3 separate regions of the Homo sapiens genome follow, and regions 1 and 3 are each linked to region 2. A link is a contact called in ENCODE Hi-C or POLR2A ChIA-PET data. All regions are on one chromosome and are shown on one strand. The core of a region is the stretch at or near the end of the contact, and the rest is flanking DNA. Distances in the headings are between cores, read along the strand shown.

The links. A loop is a pair of places that touch in the nucleus more often than their neighbours do. ChIA-PET counts read pairs that join two places held with the same protein, here RNA polymerase II (POLR2A). Pooled maps may share reads with other maps.
Region 1: a map with no recorded cell type shows a loop between it and region 2 (2.2-fold over the local background). The contact joins the promoter of APC2 here to the promoter of MEX3D in region 2. A Hi-C loop is called at or near these places in 1 of 37 single-sample maps with no recorded cell type and 2 of 50 pooled maps. POLR2A ChIA-PET finds 5 or more read pairs at or near these places in 6 of 52 experiments (A673, H1, HEK293T and 3 more).
Region 3: a pooled map shows a loop between it and region 2 (2.2-fold over the local background). The contact joins the enhancer-like site here to the promoter of MEX3D in region 2. A Hi-C loop is called at or near these places in 6 of 168 maps with a recorded cell type or tissue (head of caudate nucleus, ovary, pancreas and 3 more) and 3 of 50 pooled maps. POLR2A ChIA-PET finds 5 or more read pairs at or near these places in 6 of 52 experiments (GM12878, H1, HEK293T and 2 more).

What each region holds. Positions count from the first base shown.
Region 1 is chr19:1,447,483-1,451,370 of GRCh38, reverse strand. It overlaps APC2 (APC regulator of Wnt signaling pathway 2), which reads right to left and starts at 1,250. Exons shown (of 15, transcript NM_005883.3): 1 at 1,033-1,250. RefSeq lists a silencer at 1,204-1,403.
Region 2 is chr19:1,565,268-1,569,680 of GRCh38, reverse strand. MEX3D (mex-3 RNA binding family member D) reads left to right here and starts at 1,356. Exons shown (of 2, transcript NM_203304.4): 1 at 1,356-2,217. The coding sequence starts at 1,623. RefSeq lists silencers at 1,077-1,126, 1,167-1,356.
Region 3 is chr19:1,670,346-1,674,350 of GRCh38, reverse strand. No RefSeq gene overlaps it. Among named protein-coding and RNA genes, the nearest start is that of TCF3, 20 kb to the right of the region's middle. RefSeq lists an enhancer at 1,450-1,977 and a silencer at 1,802-2,501. Within about 2 kb of position 2,217, at least 2 of the 41 ENCODE cell types and tissues checked have a DNase peak (open chromatin) inside an H3K27ac peak, as active enhancers do.

The DNA.
Region 1 (3,888 bases), core at 1-2,500, 120 kb after region 2:
GGTCACCATCCCATGCCCAGCCAGGTGGAAGGACCAGATGACGTGCAAAGCAACACATGTCTGCCTCCTGCTCCCCAAACCCAGGCCTCCCCCACGTGGTTCTTCTCAGCTGACCGAAGCCAAGCCTCAGACACCTTCCCTCTCCCCACATTCGGTGGTCATTTCTGCATCCTCATCAGACTAAGCTAGTCCCTCCAAGCTCTGCCCAGCGGGATCATGCCTCCCCCAGCTCCTGACACCCCTCTGTGAGGACATTCTGATCAGCCTCTTCCTGGCCTCCCACAGTCCCCCATGCACAGCCAGAGGGAGCTTTAAACGTCACAAGTGAGATCCCATTTCTCCCATGCTCAAACACCTTCCATGGCTCCCCAGTGCCCTCAGGATACGCTCCGACTCCTCCATGTACACCGCGACTCACTTAGAGGCTGGAGGCTCTCTTCTCTCAGGCCTTTGCACGTGCAGTTGCCCTGCCTAGAGCACCTTTTCTAAGTCCTGCCATCCCACACAGTGCAGCTTCTTCCACGAAGCTCTTCTGCCTACTTTCACCCCCAGGTTGCATCGTGTAGCCTCCTGGGGGCCTTCCTGAGCGATCACTCCCTGAAGGCACCATGACTGGGGGCTGGTCTTATTGAGCGGGCTGCATTTCAGGGGAGGGAGGCACAGGTATGGGAAGCCAGGCCCAAAGGGGCCTTTCTCCTTCCTTTAATCCAAACCCCCTCTTTCCAGAGAGGGAAACTGACACCCAGAGAGGTGCAGCAACACCCCCGAAGACACACCACTGGCCTGCCCATCCCTTCCTCCGATCACCTCAGGGAGGTCCGGATGGTGAAGCCCGTGAGTGGGTGTGTGCGCAGGACCGGCTGCAGAAACGCTGACGCCCAGCTCACCGGGACTCAGTTTCCCCTCCAGCTCCCACTCTGGGGAAATGGAGGGTCCAGAGTCTGTGCTGACGGGCAATGCTGAGAGCCAGGGATGGAAACCTCGACGCGAGGCGGAGGTCGCGCCCCTGCCCTCCTCCCCGAGGACACACACCCGCTTACGTGCAGCTGGGCTGGCGGGGCGCCTGGGTCTGGGGCCTCCTCCCTCTGCGCGGCTCCGCGGGCCCCACCGGAAATCCCGGCCCGGGGTGGCCTCGGAGCGCGCGGGCTCCGGGGTCTCCGCGGCGCGGGCAGGGGCTCCGGGGCGGACAAAGCCCGGTCCGGGCCTGGGCAGGCGGCGCTGCCGCTCCTAGCGCTGGGCGAGACCACCGCGAGCGGGGGAGGATGCGGGATGAGGGATGCGGGTGAGACAGCCAATGAGGGCGCGGGAAGACGGGCTGGTGCCATGGCAACAGCCAATGGCGGCCCGGGGCGGGGACCGGCGTCGGCCGCGGGGCGTCGGGCCTCCGCGCGGGCTCAGGGGCCGTGAGTGCGGGGGGCGAAACCCCCCCGAGGGAAGGGGGTGCCCCGAGGACCAAGATTCCTGTGTCCCGCACTTTATTGCAGGGTGCAACGGCCTCTTAAAACCTCCTGCGTCTGGATTTGCAGAATTGGAGAGTAAAACATCAAATCCTGGATGTTACATCAGCATCTTGGCGGGGGAGGGGTTTCCAGGGCAGTGGCCGGGCTGGGGCCAGGCCTGCACCCACCCCACAGGTCCAGCCTGGCCTGGTGCAGGTGCGTCAGGGTGGGACAGGGTTCGGGTCCAGGCTGGAGCTCCCTGAGGGTCCTGCCTGGTGGGGAGGGGAGAGGGGAGGAGGGGCAGGGCCACTGGGGAGCACCTGGGACGCTGCATCTCCCCACATTTCTCCCTGTCTCCCCAACGGAGCGTCAGATCCTCCTGTAACTCCGTTGCTCTTCATGTCCCTCTCTCTTTCTGTCTCCCCCTCTGTTCTCTGTCTCTCAATCTCTGTCTCCATGTGTCTCTGCCCCTGGTGGGTGGCACACTTAATTCACCCTCACGGACCGAAGGCCAGAGGAGGGAAGGGCCAGGGGTCCCAGGAGTCGCCATCTCCAGGTGTCCTGGATGCTCCATGAGTCCCTGGAAGCCATTTGAAGGTTTAACACACAGAGCCCGTCCCTGCAGCTCGGAGCAGCCCTTCCTGCTCTGGACACAGACTCACAGCACAGAAAGGGAGGCGACTGGGGCCAGAAGAGTGATTTTTTTCCGTGCTGGGCAGGCAGGGCAAATCATTCGCCGCTCAACCCTCGGTTTCCTCCTCTGTAAAATGGAGAGGAGGCGGAAGATTCTGCAAGGGCTGGTGCAGGGAATGATAGGAGAGGGTGGGAAGGTCCGAGTATTCAAGGCCCCGTAGACAAAGGCAAGGGAGGACCCGTGCTGTTTCCTGTTGGGCCTTGAGCTGAAGACCCGAGGGCCTTGTCCCGGGCCAGCACTGCCAGGGGCTGAGAGCCCTTCGGCCTGGCTGTCTGGGAGCCCCCAGAGCTGGACGCAGCTGTCCCCACTGGTTGGGTCTGGGGAGGCAATGCAGTGGGCAGACACAGGGGATCTTTTCTTTTTTCTTTTTCTTTTTTTTCTTTTTTTTTTTTTTGAGACGGAGTCTTGCTCTGTAGCCCAGGCTGGAGTGCAGTGGCACGTTCTCGGCTCACTGCAAGCTCCGCCTCCCAGGTTCACGCCATTCTCCTGCCTCAGCCTCCCGAGTAGCTGGGACTACAGGCGCCCGCCACCACGCCCAGGCTAATTTTTTGTATTTTTTAGTAGAGACGGGATTTCACGTTAGCCAGGATGGTCTCGATCTCCTGACCTCGTGATCCACCCGCCTCGGCCTCCCAAAGTGCTGGGATTACAGGCGTGAACCACCACGCCCGGCCTTTTTTTTTTTTTTTTTTTAGATGGGGTCTTGCTCTGTCCCCCAGGCTGCAGTGCAGTGGCGCCATCTCGGCTCACCGCAACCTCCGCCTCCTGGGTTCAAGTGATTCTCCTGCCTCAGACTCCTCAGTAACTGGGATTACAGGCATGTACCACCTTGCCAGCTAATTTTTGTATTTTTAATAGAGAGGGGGTTTCACCGTGTTGGTCGGGCTGGTCTCAAACTCCTGACCTCATGATCCGCCCGCCTCGAAGGGGATTTTTTTCTGGAGGCTGGAAGGCTGCCCTGAGAAGTGAACAGCAGTGATCAGGAGGAGAGGCGTTCCAGGCTGAGGGAAGATCAATGCATGCTTGGGACACAGGGGGTGTCTGGTGGAGCCATGGGGTAGGGCGCGTGGTGGGGTTTGACAGGTCAAGCCGGGGCAGAGCTGGGCGAGGCTGAAATGGGGTTGGGGATGCAGAGCCCAGGGCCCTGGCTTCAGCTCAGCCTTGTTGTCCCTGTGTCCCCCTGGGCATGTCTCTCTCTGGCCTCGGTTTCCAGTCTTGTTTACTGAAGGGTGGGTTGGATGATCCCTGCCTCCCCCAAAGAGGAACTAAGTCCCACCTCCCTGTGTAGTTTCAGATGTCTCAGCTCCCCAGGCCCCCATCAGGCAGGGGTTTGGGGGATCCAAGGTCAGTCCTGTCCTTGTATACATGGGGAAACTGAGGCCTGGGCCAGGGAACGTGTTGCCTGAGTTCACCTGTGCCAGCCAGGCCTCCGGAGTGACACTGAACCTCCCTTCTTATCCCTCTGGGGGTGGCCAGGGCCTGGAGGGCTGAGGGTACATGGGGGCTGAGACCCCAAGACAAGATGCCCTTGGCCCCAAATCTACAAAACATTATGTCCCTGAACAATCCCCCCCCACACACTAAAATCCTCGACCCTGTAAATCCTTGAACCACAGCCACACTCAGACATCACCAGACATTTCAGAGCCTCAAGAACCCCCCACAGCCCCCTAGGACTTCAGGAGACTGAGAGAGGTCTCCCCCTTCTCCCACTGCAGAACGCAGGGCCTAGCCCAAGACCCCGACCTAGGCTCC
Region 2 (4,413 bases), core at 107-2,606:
GTTTGCACAGCCAGCCAGGGACAGGTCTGGTAGAAGAGGGGGGCAGGTAGACCCAGCCAGACAGGTTTATCACAAAAAACCCCACAGGTGCAAGGAAGGCCCCGAAGGACAGCTGGAGGAAGAGCCGCTGGGAAAGCGGCTATTTTTTTTTTTTTTTTTTTTTTTTGAGAGGAGTCTTGCTCTGTCAACCAGGCTGGAGTGCAGTGGTGCAATCTCGACTCACTGCAACCACCACCTCCAGGGTTCAAGCAATTATCCTGCCTCAGCTTCCTGAGTAGCTGGGATTACAGGTGCGCGCCACCACGCCTGGCTAATTTTTGTATTTTTAGTAGAGTCGGGGGTTTCACCATGTTGGCCAGGCTGGTCTCTAACTCCTGACCTCGTGATCCACCCGCCTCGGCCTCCCAAACTGCTGGGATGACAGGCATGAGCCACCGCGCCCGGCAAGGGTGGCTTTAGAGGTGGACAACGCCCGTTGCGGGGAAAGGCACCCCAGAAGAGGGTGGGGCTCCACATGGAGGGTTCTGGCTGGTGTGAGCCTGCCCTCGCCATGGAAGCACCACTGTGGTAGAGAGGTCTCTGGCTGGGGGCACAGAGACCGGGTCTGTGGCCTTGGGTGGGGCGGAGGAGGTGGCGTGGAGGAGGTGGCCTGATCCCAAAGCCGGGAGCCAGCCAGAGGGGAGCTAGGAGAGACTAGGGGAGAGGGACCTCAGGCCCTGGGGTGTGCATGATTGTGGAGCTGTCCCTGGCACAGAGGCTGGGGGTGGGGCAGGGGCCTGACCCTAAAGCCCACCTGATAGCAAGGGGTACTTGGGGACTGGGACCCCAGGCCCTGGGGGGTGCACCGTGGGGCGGGGGTTGGACCCTGGCACAGAGGCGGTGGGCGGGCAGGAGCCTGACTTCGAAGTCCAGTGGGATCGCGAGGGGGACTTGGAGAGGACCCCACGCCTTTATGCAGGGAGGTGGGGGTCCCTGGCACAAGGAAGCGGGCGTGGAGCAAGAGACCTCGCTTGGGGGCGACCCGGATCTCTAGGGGAAATTGGGGAGCGGGACCTCGGGCCCTGGGGCGCGCGAGGCAGGGACTCTCAGGCTTGGGGAGGGAGCGCTGTCCAGGCAGGGGCTGAGCCGCACACACCTGCAGCAGCGCCCGCACGTGCGGATGCGCCCGGGTTCCCGCCCGAGCGCCGGGCGGAGGCGGGGCCTGGACCACGTGCCCGGCGCCGGCCCCGCCCCGGCCCCGCCCCGCGCGCCTGCGCCCTGGGGGCCGCCCATTGTTGGGCCGCGGCGTGACGTCGCGGGGGCGGGGCCGGGGCGGGGCCGCGGGAGGCGGCGGGAGGGAAGGAGCGTCCCGCGCCGCCGCCGCCGCCTCGGCCGCCGAGGAGCCGCCGCCGCCGTCGCCGCCGCCGCCGAGCCGCAGCCAGAGTCGCTGCCGCCGCCCGGCCCGGCCCGGCCCGGCCCCGAGCAGCCCCGCGCCGCCGCCGCCCCGCCCGCCCGGCCCCCCGTGCCCGCCCCCGCCGCTGGATGCAGGCGGCCGGCGGCCCAGCTCGCAGAGGCGGAGGGCGGCGCGGGCGGCGGCGGCGGCGCGGGCGGCAGGAGCGCGGGCCCCAGCGCTAGCTCCCGCCATGCCCAGCTCGCTCGGCCAGCCCGACGGCGGCGGGGGCGGGGGCGGCGGCGGCGGCGGCGTGGGGGCGGCGGGGGAGGACCCCGGACCCGGACCTGCGCCCCCGCCCGAGGGCGCCCAGGAGGCCGCGCCCGCGCCCCGGCCGCCGCCCGAACCCGACGACGCGGCCGCCGCGCTCCGCCTGGCGCTGGACCAGCTGTCGGCGCTCGGGCTGGGGGGCGCTGGCGACACGGACGAGGAGGGGGCGGCCGGGGACGGCGCAGCGGCGGCGGGGGGCGCGGACGGCGGGGCGGCTCCGGAGCCTGTGCCCCCCGACGGACCTGAGGCCGGCGCGCCCCCGACCCTGGCCCCCGCCGTGGCCCCCGGGTCGCTGCCGCTGCTGGACCCCAACGCGAGTCCCCCGCCGCCGCCGCCGCCCCGGCCGTCGCCCCCCGACGTGTTCGCGGGCTTCGCGCCCCACCCCGCGGCCCTGGGGCCCCCGACGCTGCTGGCCGACCAGATGAGCGTGATCGGCAGCCGCAAGAAAAGCGTCAACATGACCGAGTGCGTCCCGGTGCCCAGCTCCGAGCACGTCGCCGAGATCGTGGGTCGCCAGGGTGAGTGGCCCTCGTCGGGGGTTGCTGTCCTGGGGGTCCCCGCACCGTCCGCCCCGGGGAAGGGGGTCGCCCGAGCCCAGCCCAGCCCGCGCCGGACGCCCCGCACCGGACACGCCCCGCGTGGGCTCCGGCCTCGGCCGCTGCCTTTGCGCCTTTGTCCTGCAGCCGCCGCGGGAGAAAGTTGGGCGCAGCCCGCGCTCCTCCCCTGCGCGCTCCGGCCCCGCCGCCGCCTTTGTCTGGGCCGCCTCCAGCCCGGAAAGGCTCCGGGGAGCCGCGCCGCAGCCCAGGCCCTCGGCCGCCCGCAGGGGCACCCCAGAGAGGGGCTCGAGGGCCCGGGGCTCCGGCCGGGCGGGGGGCGCCCCACACCCAGCACAGGCGGCGGGGCGGGGCAAGCGCAGGTTTAGGGGTGGCTTAGGGGGGCCGCCTGCAGGACCGGGAGAGAAGGCTGACAGTACAAAGAGCGCACGTCTCAGTCTCCAGCCTGGGGCCCTGACTGGGGTGGGGACGGGACCGGGCAGGAGAGGGTCCCTGCTCCACTCTCTGGCCCCGAGTCAGGGATTTCGGGGCCTGGGGAAGGACCGGCTGTCAAAGCCACTTCTGGGGTGCAGCCTGCTGGGCAGGCCGGCGGGCGGCAGGCCCCGGGTGTGGGGTCCAGCGGTGGCATCGTCGGAGCTTCCCTCTGGCCGCCCCATTGTTCTCTTTGTTAGAGAGCGAGGCTGAGATTTGCAGGGTGACATCAGGCCGGCCGCTGCTCATTGGCCCCCGAGCTGCGGGGCGGGCGGGCGGGTGGTGGGCAGTGCCTGGCCCAGCTCACACCCACCACCCCGTTAGCCACCCGCCCGCCTGCCTCCCTCAACTTTCTCCTGCCTTCCCGCCACCCCTCCCCGCTCCTGGGTCCCCGCTGACCGCCAGTGATCAGCCAGGTTCTAGAACTTGGGGTGGGGCCTTGGCGGGGCTGGTGGTGGGGCCGCAGGACACTTGGGCTGGGGGTCCCTGCCTCCCCGGGGCCCTCGGGAATCCAGGCCAGAGAAAGGTGTGGGGGGCTGGGATTGCAAGGTCATCTATGGCCCTGGCCTCAGGCGGGGGACCACCAGGGCGCCCTCCCCTCCGCCCTTTCCCTCGGTCCAGGTGGGTGGGGCACCACAGCCTCCTGTCTTTTGGTCGTTCATTTGTCCAGCTCATGTGGGGACCCACGGAGGGTCAGGCATGGTGCTGGCCCCAGGAAGCATGCTCTGGAGTGGTGGGTGGGGAGGGACTGGGTTCTGTCTCAGTCCTGCTGGCTGCCCTTGGTGGGACCCCCTGGCAGGAGGGCGCCCTACCATCCTGTTACTGCCTCCCCATTGAGGCCTTCCACCCGGCCTCCATGTCCCATACCCAGGGCCTAGAACGGGACAGCTGCCCTGTGCGGAGTGTCTGGGAGCCTGTGGAGACAGGCGTCCAAGCCGAGGCCTGGGGACCAAGTGACCAAAGGCACGAGCCTGAGCCTCCAGGTGGTGGAGGCTGTGGCTGTGTTCTTTGTGAACGCGCTTGTCCTGGCACCCAAGGGCCTTTGAGCGAGGCTATGGCCACATGGGGAGCTGGCAGGAATCAGCGTCAGGCTGAGAGCTTCTAGACCTGTGGCCTCAGGGTGGGAATTCTCTAGGGGCAGGTCCATGGGAAATGGAGTCTGTGGGCACCAGGCTCAGCCCCCACCTCTGGCCTGTGCGTTCTGCACCCACTTACTGGGCTCTTGCTGGTGGCCGTCAGCAAGGCAGGCCCTGGGGTACAGTGGGGGTCGGGGGTAGAGTGGGCCCTGATTGCTTGTCCTGCAGGCCGCCGTGGCCCTGCGCAGATGACGGCCCCTCTCTGTGATGTGCGGACGTCTCACCTCCATTAGGGTAGAGGATTCTGGGGCAAGATGCTGGTTTTATTTATTTATTTATGAGACGGAGTTTCGCTCTGTCGCCCAGGCTGGAGTGCAGTGACGTGATCTGGGCTCACTGCAAACTCCGCCTTCTGGTTTCAAGCAGTTCTCCTGCCTCAGCCTCCTGAGTAGCTGGGATTACAAGTGTGAGCCACCACGCTCAGCTGATTTTTGTATTTTTAGTAGAGACGGGGTTTCACCATGTTGTCCAGGCTGGTCTCGAACTCCCGACCTCAAGTGATCCGCCCACCTCCACCTCCCAAAGTGCTGAGATTACAGGCGTGAGCCACTGC
Region 3 (4,005 bases), core at 968-3,467, 100 kb before region 2:
GGGACAGAGGGGAGGGAGAGACAGAGAGGGAGGGAGGGAGGGAGGGAGGCACCAGCAGTGGGTACGGTCCTCACATCAGAGCCTCCTGGGCAGCTGGTTGGCTATGTTGACACAGCCTGGGAACCAGCATTCACCCCTCCCTGGCGGTCTGCCATTGACTAACCGCCATTGGGCTCCTGTCTACAGGCTTGGCTTGGAAATGAGACGCAGCTGCCACCACCCAAGTTCACCCAGGAGGGCTGGGAGCCTGGGAGCTGGCACCTGGTCTGCTCTCCAAGGTAGCTTCTGGTCCATTCACCCCCAGGACTGGGGTAGGTATCCTAGAAGTGGGGCCCATGTTCCAGGGCCCCACAGGATGAATAGGAGTTTGCCAGGTGGAGAGGGAACGGTAAAGAGGAGGGAGGCGGCCCGCTCATCCAGCCCCACCACTGGAGAGGAAGGGGTGAGTGAGTGTCAGGAGGGTCTCTGCTTGGCAGGCTCTGTGACAGGGGAACCTCTGGCTGAGGCCAGCTGGTGACTGCTGGGTTTGTGGGAGCTGAGCATGGATTTCCCATAGCGACGGGAGCTGCTGGGCCCGGCTGAAGGACGGTTAGGCTTCTGACCTGGTTACCGCGTGCCGGCTGGATACCAGAGATCAGGGTGCAGCCGTGGACCCCAGACACGGCCCTGCCTCCTAAGAGCTCTGCATCTCTTGGGGGCACAGGCAGCAGCTGGGGCTGACTGGGGACCGGACCCAGAAGCCACCACAGCAGGAAGAGGGTGCGGGTGCAGGAGGCTGCAGCCACTGAAGTGGGGGAGATCGAGTGGAGAGCTGGGGGTTGGGGCAGACCAGGGAGAGGCTGACTGGGGGCGACCTGGACCCTTTGGCTGCAGGGATCGGCTCACAGGGCCAGGGGGTTTGGGGCAGTGGAGCTGTGGGAGGGCCCTGGGGTATGTGGGGCCTGACTCAGGGGTGTCCTGTAGGACCCAGTCCATAAGGGGCCATTGCACTCAGGGACGCCAGCATGGGCTGTGGCTGTGAGTGCGCCCACATGCACACACACAAACATGCGCAAGCACACCAGAACACGCAAACACACGCGTTTACCAGGACACACATGTGCAGATACAGCAGGCCGCACATGAGAAGGTGTATGTGTGAACCTTCCTGGCACATACGTGCCCATGCGTGCACATGTATAAACGGGACTGACCATGTACAAACACACCTGAGCTCGTGGCAACGAGCGAACATGTCACAGCCTCTGTGTGCACCCACACGGACATGCCAGCACACGCATGCAAACCTGTGTATAGGAGTGAGCACACATGCTAGAATGCACACGAGCATGCGAGAACACGCATAAGCATGCCCCGTATACATCACGTGTGGCACACCTGAATCTACGTGAACACTGTTCATTCAGAAACACACCAACCACACAGGACCACGTGTGCCTCGGGTCAAAATGCCTGAGCCGGCCAGGCGCGGTGGCTCATGCCTGTCATCCCAGCACCTTGGGAGGCCGAGGTGGGCGGATGACAAGGTCAGGAGTTGGGGACCAGCCTGACCAACATGGTGAAACCCTAGCTCTACTAAAAATACAAAAATTAGCTGGGCGTGGTGGCACGTGCCTGTAGTCCCAGCTACTCTGGAGGCTGAGGCAGGAGAATCGTTTGAACCAGGGAGGTGGAGGTTGCCGTGAGCCGAGATCGCGCCACTGCACCCCAGCCTGAGTGACAGAGCGAGACTCCGTCTCAAAAAAATAAAAATAAAATAAAAATTAAAAAAAGCCCGAGCCGCGAGGCACTGGGGTAGCCGCGGATGCACGTGTGAGCGCGCACGTGGGGAGCGCCCGCGGGTTTCTGGGCTGCGGGCGCGCCCTGGTGGACGCCAGACCCGCTGCAGCTCTGTCCCTGGAAGGGGGTCCCAGTCCCACCTCCCTCGGTCTGGGCGTCACGCAGGGGTAAGAAGGGGACGGGACGGGGACAACACCAGAAGACCCAGGGAAGGCAGCCCGCAGGACCCCCATCATCCAGCTCCCTCCATTCTTCCCATGACGCGCCCGAGTTTGGGGGAGTCTGGCGAAGCTCCGTGTCCCCCACCCCTGGCGTCCCGAGCGGGGGCCGCGGCTTTCCTGAGCCCACCTCCCCCAGCGCAGGGTGGGCTCCGTGGGGTGGGGGCCCCGACGCCCGGGGAGGACCCGCGGCCTTGCCCCATTGGCCACCAGGTGGCAGCACGCGCGCCCGACTGAACCCCAGGACCAGCGAGGCCCCCGCGCCCCACCCCATGCACCCCCGGACCACAGGGAGGGGAGGGGTCTGGGGAGGACCCCGGGGGGCCGTGAGCACCAGCCTCGCCGCTCTATGCCTCGGTTTCCCCACCTCCCAGGGAGAGGGAGAATAACTGAACACACAGGCGTGGTGAAGTCACCAGGAGGGCTTCCCTGGGGAGGTGGGGTTGAAGGAAAAGGCACCAATGGTGAAGAAGAGCAGGCCGGGTACGGGACGCGGCAGGTGCAGAGGGCCGGGGGAGGGCGCGGTGGGGGCGAAGGGAACTGAGTCCTGAGCCTGGGCGGGATTGTGGGGTGGGGTTTGGAGGCAAAGGTCCCAGGTTTCCGATCTGAGCGCAGGAGGTGAGGACAAGGGCAGGATTTAGGGTCTACCTAGGACAGAGAATACAAAGGTTTGTTTTGATTTTTTTTTAAAGTGATATTCTTGGCCGGTAAATATTCTTACTATCCTCAGCCTCGATGGGTAAAATCCAAAGGTTTTAAGATACTCGGAACTTGAATTCACAGCTTTCCAAATATGGGATTCTCAGGATGGAGCCAATTGGAGAAAATTCCAGAATCCCAGTTCCCCTGGCCAATGCCAGCGTTGATGCCCAAATGCAAGAGTGGCAAAGACAGGGCGTGATGGCTCACACTTGTAATCCCAGCACTTTAGGTGGCTGAGGCAGAAGGCTCATTTAAGCCCAGGAGTTCGAGACCAGCCTGAGAAACATAGCAAGACCCCTGTCCTACAAAAATGTATTTATTTATTTATTTTTGAGACGGAGTTTCACTCTGTCGCCCAGACTGGAGTGCAGTAGCGATCTTGGCTCACTGCAACCTCTGCTTCCTGGGTTCAAGCGATTCTCCCTGCCTCAGCCTCCCGAGTAGCTGGGATTACACGCACGTGCCACCATGCCCAGCTAATTTTTGTATTTTTAGTAGAGAAGGGGTTCCCCTATGTTGGTCAGGCTGGTCTCCAACTCCTGATCTCAAGTGACCCACCAGCCTCTGCCTCCCGAAGTGCTGGGATTACAGGCGTGAGCCACGGCACCCAAACTCAAAATTTTAAATAATTAGGCTAGTGTGGTGGTACACGCCTGTGGTCCGAGCCACGTGGGAGGTGGGAGGATCACTTGAGCCAGGAGGTGGAGGCTGCAGTGAGCTATGATTGCACCACCGCACTCCAGCTTGGGTAACAGAGCAAGATCCTGCCTCAAAAGAGAAGAAAAAGAGTGGGCCGGGCGCGGTGGCTCATGCCTGTAATCCCAGCATTTTGGGAGGCCGAGGTGGGCGGATCTCCTGAGGTCGGGAGTTCGAGACCAGCCTTGCCAACATGGTGAAACTACTAAAAATACAAAAAGTTAGCCGGGCATGGGCCGGGCGCGGTGGCTCACACCTATAATCCCAGCACTTTGGGAGGCCGAGGCAGGCGGATCGCCTGAGGTCAGGAGTTCGAGACCATCCTGGCTAACAAGGTGAAACTCCGTCTCTACTAAAAAAAAATTCAAAAAATTAGCCAGGCATAGTGGTGGGCGCCTGTAGTCCCAGCTACTCGCAAGGCTGAGGCAGGAGAATGGCGTGAACCCGGGAGGCAGAGCTTGCAGTGAGCTGAGATCGCGCCACTGCACTCCAACCTGGGCGACTGAGCAAAACTCCGTCTCAAAAAACAAACAAACAAAAATTAGCTGGGCATAGTGGCGCACACCTGTAATCCCAGCTACTCGGGAGGCTGAGGCAGGAGAATCACTTG